3 separate regions of the Homo sapiens genome follow, and regions 2 and 3 are each linked to region 1. A link is a contact called in ENCODE Hi-C or POLR2A ChIA-PET data. All regions are on one chromosome and are shown on one strand. Each heading gives the region's core, a stretch centred on a gene start or an enhancer-like site at or near the end of the contact. The rest is flanking DNA. Distances are from core to core; before and after follow the strand shown. Region 1 has its middle 81 kb from the start of GFPT1. Region 2 overlaps ANTXR1 (ANTXR cell adhesion molecule 1). Region 3 holds the start of LINC01890 (long intergenic non-protein coding RNA 1890).

What was found. A loop is a pair of places that touch in the nucleus more often than their neighbours do. ChIA-PET counts read pairs that join two places held with the same protein, here RNA polymerase II (POLR2A). Pooled maps may share reads with other maps.
Region 2: a map of HL-60/S4 shows a loop between it and region 1 (2.0-fold over the local background). The contact joins two enhancer-like sites. A Hi-C loop is called at or near these places in 4 of 168 maps with a recorded cell type or tissue (GM12878, HL-60/S4, body of pancreas and 1 more) and 6 of 50 pooled maps. POLR2A ChIA-PET finds 5 or more read pairs at or near these places in 1 of 52 experiments (Panc1).
Region 3: a loop to region 1 is called in a map of chondrocyte, with 2.6 times the contacts of the local background. The contact joins the promoter of LINC01890 here to the enhancer-like site in region 1. A Hi-C loop is called at or near these places in 1 of 168 maps with a recorded cell type or tissue (chondrocyte) and 5 of 50 pooled maps. POLR2A ChIA-PET finds 5 or more read pairs at or near these places in 1 of 52 experiments (activated CD4-positive, alpha-beta T cell).

Annotation. Positions count from the first base shown.
Region 1 is chr2:69,304,181-69,308,840 of GRCh38, reverse strand. No RefSeq gene overlaps it. Among named protein-coding and RNA genes, the nearest start is that of GFPT1, 81 kb to the left of the region's middle. RefSeq lists enhancers at 1,454-1,503, 1,989-2,728 and a silencer at 1,734-1,883. Within about 2 kb of position 1,325, at least 28 of the 41 ENCODE cell types and tissues checked have a DNase peak (open chromatin) inside an H3K27ac peak, as active enhancers do; they include Panc1, where a contact is called at or near this core.
Region 2 is chr2:69,044,985-69,049,654 of GRCh38, reverse strand. The region is part of intron 3 of ANTXR1 (ANTXR cell adhesion molecule 1); the gene reads right to left. Among named protein-coding and RNA genes, the nearest start is that of ANTXR1, 34 kb to the right of the region's middle. Within about 2 kb of position 3,419, at least 3 of the 41 ENCODE cell types and tissues checked have a DNase peak (open chromatin) inside an H3K27ac peak, as active enhancers do; they include Panc1, where a contact is called at or near this core.
Region 3 is chr2:68,835,238-68,839,655 of GRCh38, reverse strand. It overlaps LINC01890 (long intergenic non-protein coding RNA 1890), which reads left to right and starts at 2,449. Exons shown (of 4, transcript NR_183884.1): 1 at 2,449-3,245. LINC01888 (long intergenic non-protein coding RNA 1888) reads right to left here. Exons shown (of 2, transcript NR_183895.1): 2 at 1,930-2,274.

The DNA of each region.
Region 1 (4,660 bases), core at 76-2,575:
CCTGTGAATAAACTGGTTCTACTCCAAGGGTGTCACACGTGCATGATGTAGGTAGACATGGCATCGGGACTCCAATGATCCCAGACAGAATCTGCATGACCTCCTGTGAATATCGCCAGCAGCAGCCAATCTGTGGGTCCATATTTTGGCTTAATTCCCCCAGCTTTGGGGTCCTTCATAACGACAGGACATTGGTGTCCTCCTCCACCACTCCAAATGCCACAGGCATTTATCAAAGTCCCCAGGAGTTTGCGTGTGTGTTTAGGAAGAAGCCCATTACGTCTTCTGCGGGTCTGGGTTAGCAATCGTCTGCACCTGTTGTGCCCTCTCCTCAGGGCCCATGCCTTGCCCCGCAAGCTGGTCACCCCACAGCGGCTGCTCCTGAGGTATTACCAGGCTCAGTTCTTGCACTGAGTGGGGCTGGGACCACATACCACAGGGTCACTCTCTCATTCACTGCTCCACCATCTCCTTTCCACTAAACTTTCTTCTGCACTAAAAGATCCTCATATCCCCTGCCATGAACACCACAGCCATCTATTTCAGCAGGTGACCCCCTGTTAAACAGAGCCACCAGAGAGACCCCCAGGAGCACAGCGCTGGTTGGAGAACACCACAGCTGGGGTCTAGATGTCCTCATTCTCGGCCTTCTTCTTTTATACCCAAACGATGCTTTCTCTGTTAATAATATCTGAGAGAACTGTTGCTTAAAAATGTAAAACGAAACCACCGTGTAAATGGAGCGGGGTCTTCCTTGGAAAGTCTAACCTTGGGGGCACCTAGTTGATGTAAAGAAACCACTGGCTGTCAGAGGGGAAGGGGGATTTGAGGACAGCCGAGTCAGGGAGCGTGGAGCAGCCAGGCTTTGTGGCAGGGCCTTCCACAGGGGCATGCTGGAGCTCAGCACTGAGAGCACCGGGAAGAGAGGGACAGCAATGGGCACCTCAGCCCCTCAGCAGGAGAAGATGGCGACCGCCACAGTGGCCCAGACTCCTGGAACTTCTGAACTACTTGGTAATTGGTTGGAATTTTCGGGGGTCCGCAGAACCCACAGTTCTCCAGGTGGAGCCGAACCAGAAAAATGCTACTTTGTGGTGTTACTGTGACCCCCACCCCCGCGCCGTATCCACCCCAGGTGCATTGATTAGGAAGTTGGTTCTGGCTATTTAAAACAGTGCTGAAACAGGTGGGTGTGAGCGGGGGAGCGGAATCACACAAACCGCGCTGGTCACAGCAGAGGAGCGCCCCACACGACAGCCTTGCGGAGACGGGCAGCGGCCACACGGGGGCAGCGCCTTCCCAGCCTGAATGAGCACAGACGCCGCGAAGCCCCCGAGAGTCGAGAGGAAGCGCAGTTAAGGGGCGGCCACGCGTCTCGGCCCTGTGCCCTTCCTTACATTTCTCGCTCTGCGGGGCGCGCCATGCCTGCAAACACAGGGCATCAATGGTCTTGGGAGGCTGGAATGTGGGGTGTGCAGAATCCATCCAGCGCAGTCTAGGGCAGGACCCAAGGGACACCCTGTGGGGGTGCTCTGGGCTGGTCCCCTCCAAGCCCCTCTGCCCGCTCCCTGATCTCACTCAGATCGGTCCCCTCTCCCTCAGAGAGCGGCCCTTGAGCTTCAGGCACTTTTCTAGGCCCTGGGGGCACAGCCGTCCCGGGGCGCCGTCTGGAGGGCAGGGACAGTAGTGTCCCCGCAGCGCCTCCTACCTGCCACCACCTCCACCTGTGCCGGGAGCCCCAGACCCGCCGGCCGAGCCGGGTGCGGAAGAGGCTGCAGGCGCCCGGGGCCCGGCCTTCGGAAGTAGGGGTCGCAGAGGGGCTCCGGCCTTGCGGTATCTTGTGTCGGCCGCACCCCAGGGTGTGGCTCTGGAACGGGTAGTGGGGAAGCTGCGGCGGCGCGCAGTGATCCCAGCGGGGCGTCTGGAGACAACAGAAGGGGCGGTGCTCACGGGACCGGCGTCTTTCCCGGGGGCCACAGTCGGGCCAGCGGGGCATCTCTCCGGACGGCCCCTCCCCGCTCTCTCTGCTCGGATGTTCACGCTTCCACCCTCAGCGCGGGGCCGCCCTGCCTCCCCCTCCGGAGCCCCCAAGCGGGTGTCAAGGGCAGCCGCACCCACGCGGAAAGCTCAGTTTCCCCTCCTGTCCTTTAGGTTTCTGTGGCTTCTTTCTGCCTCCGTAGCTGGAGCCAGGACGTGGCCGTGGTCCGGGAGAGCTGCGCCCAGAGTCCCGGCTTCCTGCGTGAGGGGGAGCGGCTGGGAAGCGGGTTCCTGGCGGCTGGACCACCGCCCCAGGTGGGCGTGCGAACTCAGGGCCTGGATTCGCACACAGAGAGCCCTCCTACAGCTGTGCACGCCCCGCGCCGGCTCCCCTTCCTGGTTTTTGATGGATACAGCCGGTCCCAGGCCCACCAGTTTAAATGAGTTTAAATCCCCACGCAGCCGACATTGAGGAGAGAATTCAGGAAGCTGGCACGGCTGCATCTCCAGCCAGAAGGTTTTGTGTCTGACATTTGATTGCAAATTGCAACGTTTCAAGGCTTTATAGCTCAGGGGTTGAAGGCAGGAGAGGGAGCCTATCTGTAAATATCTTTCTCCTTAAAATGTGGTCTCTCCCGCCTCTCTTCCTTTTGGCTCCTTTCCTTTTTTTTGGCACAGGAAGATGGCTGAGGTCAGCGAGGCTGGGTTGTTTCCCTGTCCACAGCGCATTAGGGACCAGAAAAGAATGTTGGTGTCTCTAAGGTGAGCTGCTGTCGCCTCAGGGTCCCGGGCTGGGGGTGACAAGGGCTAAGCTAAGACGAGGCCCCTAGGTGAGTGGATTTTGCATTGATTTGGAAGCTGGTTCAGGCTATTCAAAACAGTGCTGAATTCTTTGATGTTGAGGTCGCTTTGGACCTCGAGGTCCCACTTATGCCGGCTTCTTGCTCCAGGAGCGACGGCCCTGGTAGAGAAAGGGAAGTCGCGCAGCCTCTCAGGTGGCCAGGTCTCCCGCTAACCCCCACTGGCAGCTTGTCTGAGGTCTGACTGCAGAGCTGTCCGAAAGGAGCTGGGCTAGGAGATGCCAGTGGGATGTCCCAGCCACACAAAACTGCAGGCAGAAATGGGTTGACCATGCCTCAGTCTTGACTGCCCCACCCATTGCCCACCCCAGTGCCTGACCAGCTTGCAATGACTTGACCAGTACATGTGACCCTCAGCAGCCACCTGCTAATATAAGCTCCCATTTCAATCCACTTCACATGCCACCTGCCCATTCAGGACCCTCACCTCCAACGCCCCCCCCCCCCCCACCCCTTGCTGCAGCATGCCTCAACTCCCCAGGCCTTGCTCAGCCTGCTGTCTTAGAAGAACTGGTCGTGTGTGGTCCAGGGCTCTGGGCTCTGGCCTCTGCATCGTGTCAGCACGTGGCTGCCCTGGGCTGGAAGAGGGACGCTGCTGTCCCTTCTGGTATTCTGGGCAAGGGGATGAGGAGGCTTTTCTCCAAGGCCCTGTAACGCAGCTGAGATCAGGCTGAAATTTTTAGCAGGACCGTCCTGGAGGCTTGGACAAGCACAGGGCAGTGAGGTGCAGTCCACCTCCCAGGGTGGTGGCTACTAGGGCCATAGGAGCATCCTTGGGGAGATGGGGACCCCCCGCAGAGTTGTAGCTGCCATCATCTCTCCCCCAGAGAGAGGGTTCTACCTGCTCTCTATATTCAGGAGAGAGGATGAGGACTTCCATTCACCTTTGGGACAGCCTTTACTTTGTCCCCGGGCCCAAAGAGAAGAGGAAATTCCTTTTTCCTGCAGCCCGGGACTCAGATCCTCTCATTTCTGTGCCTTGGTCTGTCTGTGCCTAGGACACTTGACAGTGGGGTTCATCCAGTTGCGGAGAGAGAGAGGGACAGTAGCCCCATCCTCAGCGACAGCAGCCCCACCCTCAGCGACAGCCCCACCCTGGGCCCTGCAGGCTGCGCTCCACAGAGCCACAGCTGCTATCAGCGCACTCGGGTATCAGCCGCGCACGGGGGGATGTCGGGAGCTCAGTGCATTCCTTTCCCTCCACCCACCCTCAGATCAGGCAGCACTCATGTCTGCCTGGAACATCTGCGTTCAGATTCCTGGAGGCTTCGCAGTTACCTTCAGGGATAATGTGGGCATTTGCTTCACTCAAGATGGTTTTCCTAGAAAAGGGCAAATCTGACTCTGGGGTGAATTTAGGCATCAACTCATATGGAAGTAAACTGCTGGATCCTTGAAGTACAGCTTATGCAGAGTTTAAAAATTCTCCAGGTTTGGGTCCAAGCTACAGCATCACTTTCCATGGCTTTCTCTCCTCTCATCTGTCTCCTATTCTCCACCCTAGCTATTTGAAAGCTCCCCATTCCTCTCAATTCTCCTACCACCCCCTTCCCCAACTGCCTGCCCTCAATTCTGGGTGGCTGCCCTAATTTGGGGTGAAAATAGAAGCCAGCAATCCACCATCCCTCAGCTTCCCATCGACTCACCTGCACAAAGAGGCATGGTGGCTCCTAGCCTCTCCTTTTCTCCTGTCACACTGGAGAAGGCTCACCACCCTGCCAAACCTGGCCCTCCTGCATCTGGGAGGAGGAGGCAGGCAGCAGGAGGCTCTGTAGGCAGCCTCTAAAAAGACCCTGGCTTCCATCTTGCTTGCCCTGTCCTGC
Region 2 (4,670 bases), core at 2,170-4,669, 260 kb after region 1:
ACTATTAGAACTAATAAAATGTTTCATTAAAGTGGTGGGATAAGAAGGCAGATGTGGTGGCTCACACCTGTAATCCCAGCACTTTGGAAGGCCGAGGTGGGTGGATTATTTGAGGTCAGGAGTTAGAGACCAGCCTGACCAACATGGTGAAACCCCGTCTCTACTAAAATGCAAAAATTAGCCTGGCATGGCGGTGTGCACCTGTAATCCCAGCTACTAGGGAGGCTGAGGCAGGAGAATCGCTTGAACTTGGGAGATGGAGGTTGCAGTGAGCTGAGTTCGCACCACTGCACTCCAACCTGGGTGACAGAGCAAGACTCCCTCTTAAAAAAATAAAAATAATAAAAATAAAAGAAATCAACAAAAAACCTGTTAGAAACCTATTGTTTTCCCCAAAACTAATGTTTCTGAAGCTCTTTTTTTGGCAGGGGATGGGGATGGGGGCTGCATGCATGGTCTTTTCTACAGAAAACCCACTGACATGCACGTTTTTGTAAATCATTTTATGGAGTTCAGTAGAAGCCCATGGATCACAAACTATAGGTTCACCAGTCAAGAGTGAAGAATGACAGTTTGGAGAATACAACAGCAAAGCATTTCTTTCACAATGGAGGCAACTTAAAATGCCTGGGAAAAAAATGTTGACAATTAGACTAATTTGAAGAAAAAAACAAAATCGTACTGAGGGACGTAAACGAGACATGGTATATCCCTAAATAAGAAAATAAGTATAGAGAAAATGCAGCGCCATTGCTGCTGAGTTAATCTGTATTTTTCACACAGTTCGAGTGAAAATCCCAGGGATATCTGGGAACATAAAAAATTATTTAAAATGTATGTGGTTGGAAAAATCCAGTAAAGACCAAGGAGATTTTCACCCAAGATTAGAAATGAGGATAGATTGGTCCTCCAGATGTTAAAACTAATTAAAACAATGTGATCCAACTATAGAAACAGACAGAAAAACAGAACAGAATAGAAAATCCAGTAATGAACCCAAGCCTAGCAAAGAGTTTAACTGTTCAAGTTGTTGGTAAAAGATTATTACACAGTGGTGTGGGAAGAACTGGCTAATCAATCGGGGAAAGAAACACTGGATGTTGACCTTGTACCTTATATCATAATAAATTCTAGAAGAAGTACTAATTTAAATAAAAAAGAATCAAAAGTACTGTAAAGAAAGGTAGTAATAAAAAGGACAATGGCAGCCCAATTACAGTTATAAATAGGGGTGCTAAATTTCTGAATAATATTAAAAATACAGAATTCAGATATACATTAAAAGAATATATCATAACCAAATGTATACAGAAATACTAGAATGATCCAATATTTAAAAATGTTTTTTATGACATTCAGTGTACTAGTAGGTAAAGGAAAAATATCACCATCTTAACAAAAGGCAAAATTGCATTTGATTAAATTGAGCATCTATTTTTTTTTAAATGAATAGTTGAACTTCCTTCACGTGGTCTTATTTCTTATTTCTAAATGATGACACATTTGAAGTATTTCAATTAATGTAAGAACAAGACTCTCCTTGGAGTATCCAGGGACTCATATGCAGTAGTTAACATCATTTTATTCTAACAGTACTTAAATTGACATTGTATACTCTATTATACTAAGGAAGTGACCTGCAAACTTTGTTACAATCTATCAACTATTTAAACTGATGAAGCCAGGAAATCTTGGAAGAGCAACATGATACAGTACAAAGTACAGGAGTTGGACCAAATTTAGAATCCAGAATCAGAATACTAATTTGGCAGATTACTAGCTATCTGACCTCGGCAGGTTACCTAAACTTTTTGAACCTCAGTGTCCTTATCTGTAAAATTGAAGTAGCAGCAGCCAAGATAGAGTATGCTTGCTACTGCCTATATCACCTGCTGATTACAACAGAAAAAGCAACCAAGTAGACTGGAAGGTAAACAAAACTGGTGGACTGGGGAGGAAAATTTAAACCTAGAGAAATGACCCACACTACCATGAGGTCCAGAATTTCCCCCCCCAACTCAAGTAGCTGCAAACTCCCCAAATATGGTGACAGACAAGTTTATAGATTCAAGAAGCTCTGCAAAGTCAAAATAGGGTACCCTGAAGGAAAACCATGCCCACACAAATAATCAAACTGCTAAGAACTAAAAAAGAAGAAACTGTGAAAACAGAGAAAAACGACACATTCCATATATAACAATGATTCAAATGACCGCATAGTTCCTTCCCATTAGAAAATAGAGTAACAATGGTTATATGAGGATAAATAAAAAAGGATAAAGTGCTTGCAGATAAAAGACACAAATCGTAGGCATTATTATTCTAATTGGAGTTTCTTTACTATATCTTAACACATTATATTTATTTTCCATTCTATTTTTTCATCTTCTCATAGCTTTACCCTACGTGTATTTGATCCCAAGAACTGAATGCGAATACAGTCATTCCTTGGTATAGGCAGAGGATTGGTTCATGATCCCTGAGTATACCAAATCCATGCACTCAAGTCCTGCAGACAGCCCTGCAGAACCTGCATATACTAGAAGTCAGCCCTCCATATATGTGGATTTTGCATCCTGCGAATACTGTATTTTTGATCTGCATTTGGTTGAAAAATACCTGTGTATAATTGGACCCATTCAGTTCAAAATGTTGTTCAAGGATCAGCCGTATATCTTTGATATTATTTCTTTTGATTTACCCAAAACTTTTGCTGAAATGAAAGTCTTTGCCAATTCATGTCTTGCTTTTGAACAAGTTTTTCTTAATTCTATAAGGTCTCTCAAGTATTATACAGGTATCTTAATGGACCCTTTACTGTTTTATAGGGATATTGTGACAATCAAGTGAGATAGAAAAATACAAATTCCTGTGCCCAACTAAAACACTGCAAGTCATATATTTCAGAAGCAGTACTAGCTTGGAAGATCTGAAAGCCTGATTCTTTTAGCCAGTCTCCTGAGAAAGAGTTTCAGAGAGATCTTGCCCACATTTCTTCCATAGGCTGATGAGGTTGGGGGTGTGTCCATAAACCATGCTGTGCTTTCCCAGCTGACCTAGGCCAAGCAGTCACCACATGAAATCCACACAGCCTTCAGCAAGGCATTTTTGGCTGTTGTTTGATGCACATTTGACCCATACAAAATGCTGCTTCCAGCAAACCAGGGACTCTACCCTCTGTTTTCTCTTCAGAACAGGAAACTAGCAGTAGTGACGTTAAGGTACACAAAAATTAGATTCCCAGTAGATTCAGAGGATGACTAATTCCAACAAGCATAACAAACCACAATGGGTCTGGAAGACTTGGCATTCTGATAGTGTTTATAAATCCCTGACCCCTCTGACCCTGTCAACTTCCCAGAAGCTGTGAGCATTAGCACACAAAGCACCTGCAAGTGATGTGTGAACCTGGTCTCTTGGCCAAACTCTTATGCATGGGGCATGGACAGCATGAAGCTGCACTAGGAAGCCTCGGGTTGTAGGAGGATGTGAAGAACAGGCGAGAGGGGTGTTTAGCTCCCCATCGCAGAACAAAAAACATCTCTGCATAAGGGGTGGCATCATCTAAAGACTGAGCAAGATGAGGAGTCTTGAGATGGCCAGAGACACCTTCTCAGAGCTTCTTAAAATCCTTGGCCAGTATTGAAGGCAAGTCACACAAGTGTCTTGGATTTTATGATTCTCTGTTGAACAGAAGGCAGCAAGGTAAACTGGAAAGAATGTGGAGCCTGGGTCTGGTCTGGGTTCTGTTTGCTATTCTTGGGAAGGTGACATGGCCTCAGTTTCTCCTTCTGTTAATAAGGGATCAGAAACTCCTGTTTTTTTGAATGAAATGCATGCATATAGTAGATCAGGTTGAAGGAGTAACAGGATTTGAAAACTCCTACATGGTACAGAGCACTCTTTCTGTTACAAATCCTAACAAAGTCATGGGAAAAAAAATAGGGACTAGCTCAAGTTTGCTGACTTCAGCTAGAAAATTTTACTCTGTCCTGTTAGTCCTATATTCATTTCTATAAGAACGTTAGAGAATAAAGTCTTCCTGCCCCCCCTGTACTGGCCCTTCCTCCTTTTCTTTTTCCAACACATCCATATATGAGTCTCCCAATAATCCCACATGTGTTCCCCATGGTGCTTCTCTCATGTGGGCCATCTCACTATTTAAAAAGTGTACAATTTCATAAATGGGGGAAGACTATCCTCTCCACTCTCTAGTATACCATCCTAACTATGAATAAATGACATGACTCTGTTATTGCTAGTTTTCATCTGCAAGTAAAATGTGGCAAATCCTAAAATACTTTTGTTAAGCTAGATCTACCTAGTTTAACTTCTTTGTATCAACAACATTCTTTTACACTATTTAAATTTCCTTTTATTTTGTGGTACCATAAGCCCTCCCTTTCTACTCCCTTCCTGGGTAATTATGAACAGTAAATATTTCAAGCTCTTACCTGTCTCACAGTGCACTTGTATCTGAAACCTTAATCCAAAATAAGTCTAACTTAAGTAAAAGAAAATATAGTCCCCCAATAATATGGTTTGCCAACATTTCGCTCCAAGTTAGCAGATGGAATCAACAATCAAATGTGAGATTTATCTTAATGTAATTTCATCATTTATAAAATTTCACCAATATCAGGAAATTCTATCAAAAGTAACTGAAGAGT
Region 3 (4,418 bases), core at 1,200-3,699, 470 kb after region 1:
CTAGAGCCCTGTTTTTCAAACTCACACTGGGGCTCAAGAGGCAGGGAAAGGCCCCAGGCCTCTCTTGCCAAACTAGTTGTGTGGAGTAACAGGACTCTGGAAAGATAATATTGCAGGGGAGAGTTTTGACCTCAGTCTCTCATCCCCTCGTCCCAGGCTCCATCCTCACCTGGTATTCTACCCCATCCTTGGGTTGATGGAGTGGCATGAACCTAGAGCTCCCACTAGTGGCAGGAAGTGGGCCACCAACATTTTCTGCCTTTTCATTTGTTTCTTCCCTTCCACATATGGGATCAACAGCCAGGCTTATAGTATACCAGAAGTATCCCAAAATGCTGTCTCCACATTGCAGGGGCTTTTCTCCATACACTGGAAATTTTCCACAGACTTGCAGGGAGCCATGGATGCCTCCAGGACTTAGGAACATCCTTTCATTGTTGGCCCCCAAAGCCTCAGTTAGCAGGAGGGAAGTTTAAAGCTGGGTAGGAAGACTGGGAAGGTCTGGAGTGAGTGGCTTAGAAAAGCTCTACAGCAAGGATTAAGAAAAGCATGCTCTTCTTTTCCTTTCCTCAGTGATGCTTCCTTAGTGTCAGAATGGTGAGACTGGGGGAGTCCAGCATGAAGGGGCAGGAGAGACTCCTCAGCTGCTGCAGTGTAGGCTGCAGATCCACCTGGAGCCCAGGTGCAATGGGCCCCTGTGCTAGACCCCTCGAGGTCCAGTCCAGGTCCTGGGAGAACTGAACTGTCGTTGGGAGCAAAATCATTACAGTAATAAGGAATGTGCTTGTCTGGCATATCTCTGCAAACCCATCGTAGTAATAGGTGGATGAGTATAGAATCAGGCATTCAGGGTTGCCGGGTCAAGTTAAATACTGCCTCATCACATCCAGCTAATAAAAATATTATTGTTAATAATAATAGCTGAGGCCGGGCACGGTGGCTCAGGCCTGTAATCCCAGCACTTTGGGAGGCCGGGGCGGGTGGATCACGAGGTCAGGAGATTGCGACCATCCTGGCCAACACGGTGAAACCCCGTCTCTACTAAAAATACAAAAAAAAAAAAAAAAAATTAGCTGGGCGTGGTGGTGGGCGCCTGTGGTCCCAGCTACTCGGGAGGCTGAGGCAGGAGAATGGCGTGAACCCGGGGGGCGGAGCTTGCAGTTAGCCGAGATCGCGCCACTGCACTCCAGCCTGGGAGACAGCGAGACTCCGTCTCAATAATATAATAATAATAATAATAATAGCTGAATAAATAATCTCATAATTAACTATTACAAAGAAAAACCAGGTTTTCTGACCCTGATCCTGGGCCTTTCTCATGACATCGATGGGTTAGCAAGACTTTCGAGTTCTGATCTTACTTATCTTCAGTGATAGAAAATTTAAAACAAAATGAAACAACCACCTGTGGTTTCTAGTTATGAAGACACTAAGATGTTTACTCAGCTGCAGGGGAGATTCTAAAAGATTCCGAAAGTTCTGCCTTTTCACTAGAGAAATAAGTGACAGTCTTAAAAGGGTTACTGTTATGGGCTGAATTGTGTCACCCAAAAATTCATATGTTGAAGTCCTAACCCCCAATGTCTCAGAATGTGACTGTATTTAGACATAGAGCCTTCAGAGGTAATTAAGGTAAGATGTGGTCATGATCTCATTAGTGGGCTCCAATCCAATATGACTGGCACCCTTACAAGAAGAGATTGGGATTCAGATGTACACAGTGGTTTGACCATGTGAACACACAGGGAGAGGTCAACTATGCTTCTTCTGCAAGCCAAGGAGAGAGGCCTCAGAAGAAACCAATCCTGCTAACACCCTGATCTCAGATTTCTAGACTCAGAATGGCAAGGAAATAAATTTCTATTGCTCAAGCCATAGAATCTGTGATATACTTCATTATGACAGTCCTAGAAAACTAATGCACCGAGGTTGAGAGTTTTTCTGAAAATTTTAATGATGATACAGAATGCAACCTGATACCAATAGAGTAGAACTGAGTTTCCAACTCAGGTAATTCCTACTCCAGAGTCTTCATGTAAATCGAAAATATTAATTGTTCACCACCTTGGACTGTTTTGAAACAATGGCTTTTAAAGGGCTGTTAAAGAACATTTTGGAGGAAGTTTTTTTAGTGAAGACTGATTTCCAAATGCGTTAAGGGCCACTCCAGGCCTACGTCCTGGTGCAGTAGGCTTCCGGCAGAGGGCGCACATCTGGACTCTGCATCTCCTCCAGGTGCTTCCTCCAAACTAAGTGCTGGTGTGAACACGGGTCCTGAAAGGCAAAATGGAAGGTCCAGGTCTTCAGGCCGCCACGGTTTGTGTCAGCTCATTGCTGCACCGGAAGCTCGGAATGTGCACATTGGGTCAAGGACTTGAGACTTCCCGTAGTGGCTTTGTGTCGTCACAGCCCATTTTCTCAGTCTGCGTCAGAGGCCTAGAGGCTCTCACTATGGCATGGACCCTCATCCTCGAGCCCCACTACTCAGAGGAGCTGGGAAGAATTTCCACCCTTCCTAGTGGCAAGTCTCACTGTGAGAGCGGAGTGCCACCAGGCAAACAGGGCAGAAAGACTGCTTTAAGGAGAATCCTTATATTGGGGGTTATGAAGTGCAATACACCCTCATCCTCACGCTAACACTGGTACCATGTAGCCCAAGCTTGTCTAACCTGCAGCCCGCGGGCTGTGTATGGCCCAGGACAGCTCTGAATGTGGCCCAACGCAAATTTGTAAACTTTCTAAAACATTATGAGATTTTTTTTTCTCATCAGCTATCATCAGTGTGAGTGTATGTTATTTGTGACTCAAGACAATCCTTCTTTTCCAATGTGGCCCAGAGAAGCCAAAAGACTGGACACCCCTGATGTGGCCCTTTCATCCATAGTAGCCTATTTTGTCCTAAAGACGGTCTTGTGCAGTGAGTAGGCCAGGCCTCCCCACTACCACAGTTTACAGGCAAGGAATGTGATATTTCATAGGATGACCCTGACTGGCACCTACATTGCTAGCCAAAGAATGGCACAAAGATGTGGACAGAAGAGACAACCTTAAGCAGCTGACTGCTGGCTCCTGCAACAGTATCATCATGGCATTTGTCCTGGGGTCCCAAGGAAAGAAAACAAATCTGTGGCTGAGGAACAGACTGAGTTGACAAAGCAGCTTCCACAGTAACACAAGGACAAAGGGTGTATGTAGATATGCACGTGGTAGCAGGTTCTACTAAAGGAACCTGGACCGACCATTCTGTAAGTACCCACTACACTCAGGGAAGGAATCTGAGCTTGTATTGTTGGTAGGCAAAGGTTTATAAGGCAGAGAGGAGTGTGGTAGTTCTATTAGATGTGTAGTACACCTGGAAGTAGACAATTAAAAACTTGGAACACTTCTCACAAGGTAATACTGTGTTTAAACTTAACCAGCACCACCCTCCACCTGGACTAGGCTAAGGAAGTCATTTTAGAATTGGAAGTCTGACCTTATAATTTTGCAGCCTACTGAATCTGTCCACTACTAAATCTTTCTGATATTGACTTCATTATCTACAAAAATATCTTCTCATCTACCATTAGTAATAATAACAATAATAATAGTTTCATTTACTAATCAAGAGATTTTTTTAGGTGGGCTTCTTAGAAATCTCTGGGGAGCTAAGACTCCCTTAAACTCCTCTGTCTCTGAGTTTTTACTTAGGTTCCATTAACAACTGTGGCACACCTTAACTTCCTCATTGTCAATGTGCTACACTGTCATTTCTACTCTACTGAGACCATCTGTTGGAGAATCATTCAGCTGCCTCTATGGCTCCTTGATGCGAGCTGAAAATAGTGCCTACTCTAGACTGATGCAGCCTTGCAGGTTTAGGAAGCTGACTGTGCCTTGGCAGGGAAGAAAGCTGGCCTGGAGCTGCTTTGCTTCTTCTTTTTTTTTTTTTTTTTTTTTTTTTGACAGAGTCTCACTCTGACCCCACAGCCAAGATTATCCAGTGGCACAATATTGGCTCACTGCAACCTTCTCCTCTCAGGTTCAAGTGATTCTCCTGCCTCAGCCTCCTGAGTAGTTGGGATTACAGACATGTGCCACCACGCCTAGCTAATTTTTGTATTTTTAGTAGAGACAGGGTTTCACCACGTTGACCAGGCTGGTCTCAAACTCCCTCAAGTGATCTGCCTGCCTTGGCCTCCCGAAGTGCTGGGATTACAAGCGTGAGCCACAGTGCCTGGCAGGAGCAACTTTTTGCCCCCAGCCTTACAACTGTACCTGGGACCTAGAGGTCCTCAACCCCTGGAATTCCGAATGGCGCACTCCCTCTGCCTCCAGCTTCCCTCTGATTCTCTCTGTGGGGTTTCTAACCTCTGGGCCACCCCACCTCACTGCTGGCTGTGCCCTTCAGTTGAGCGGTCCAGGAAGTGCTTCTGCCT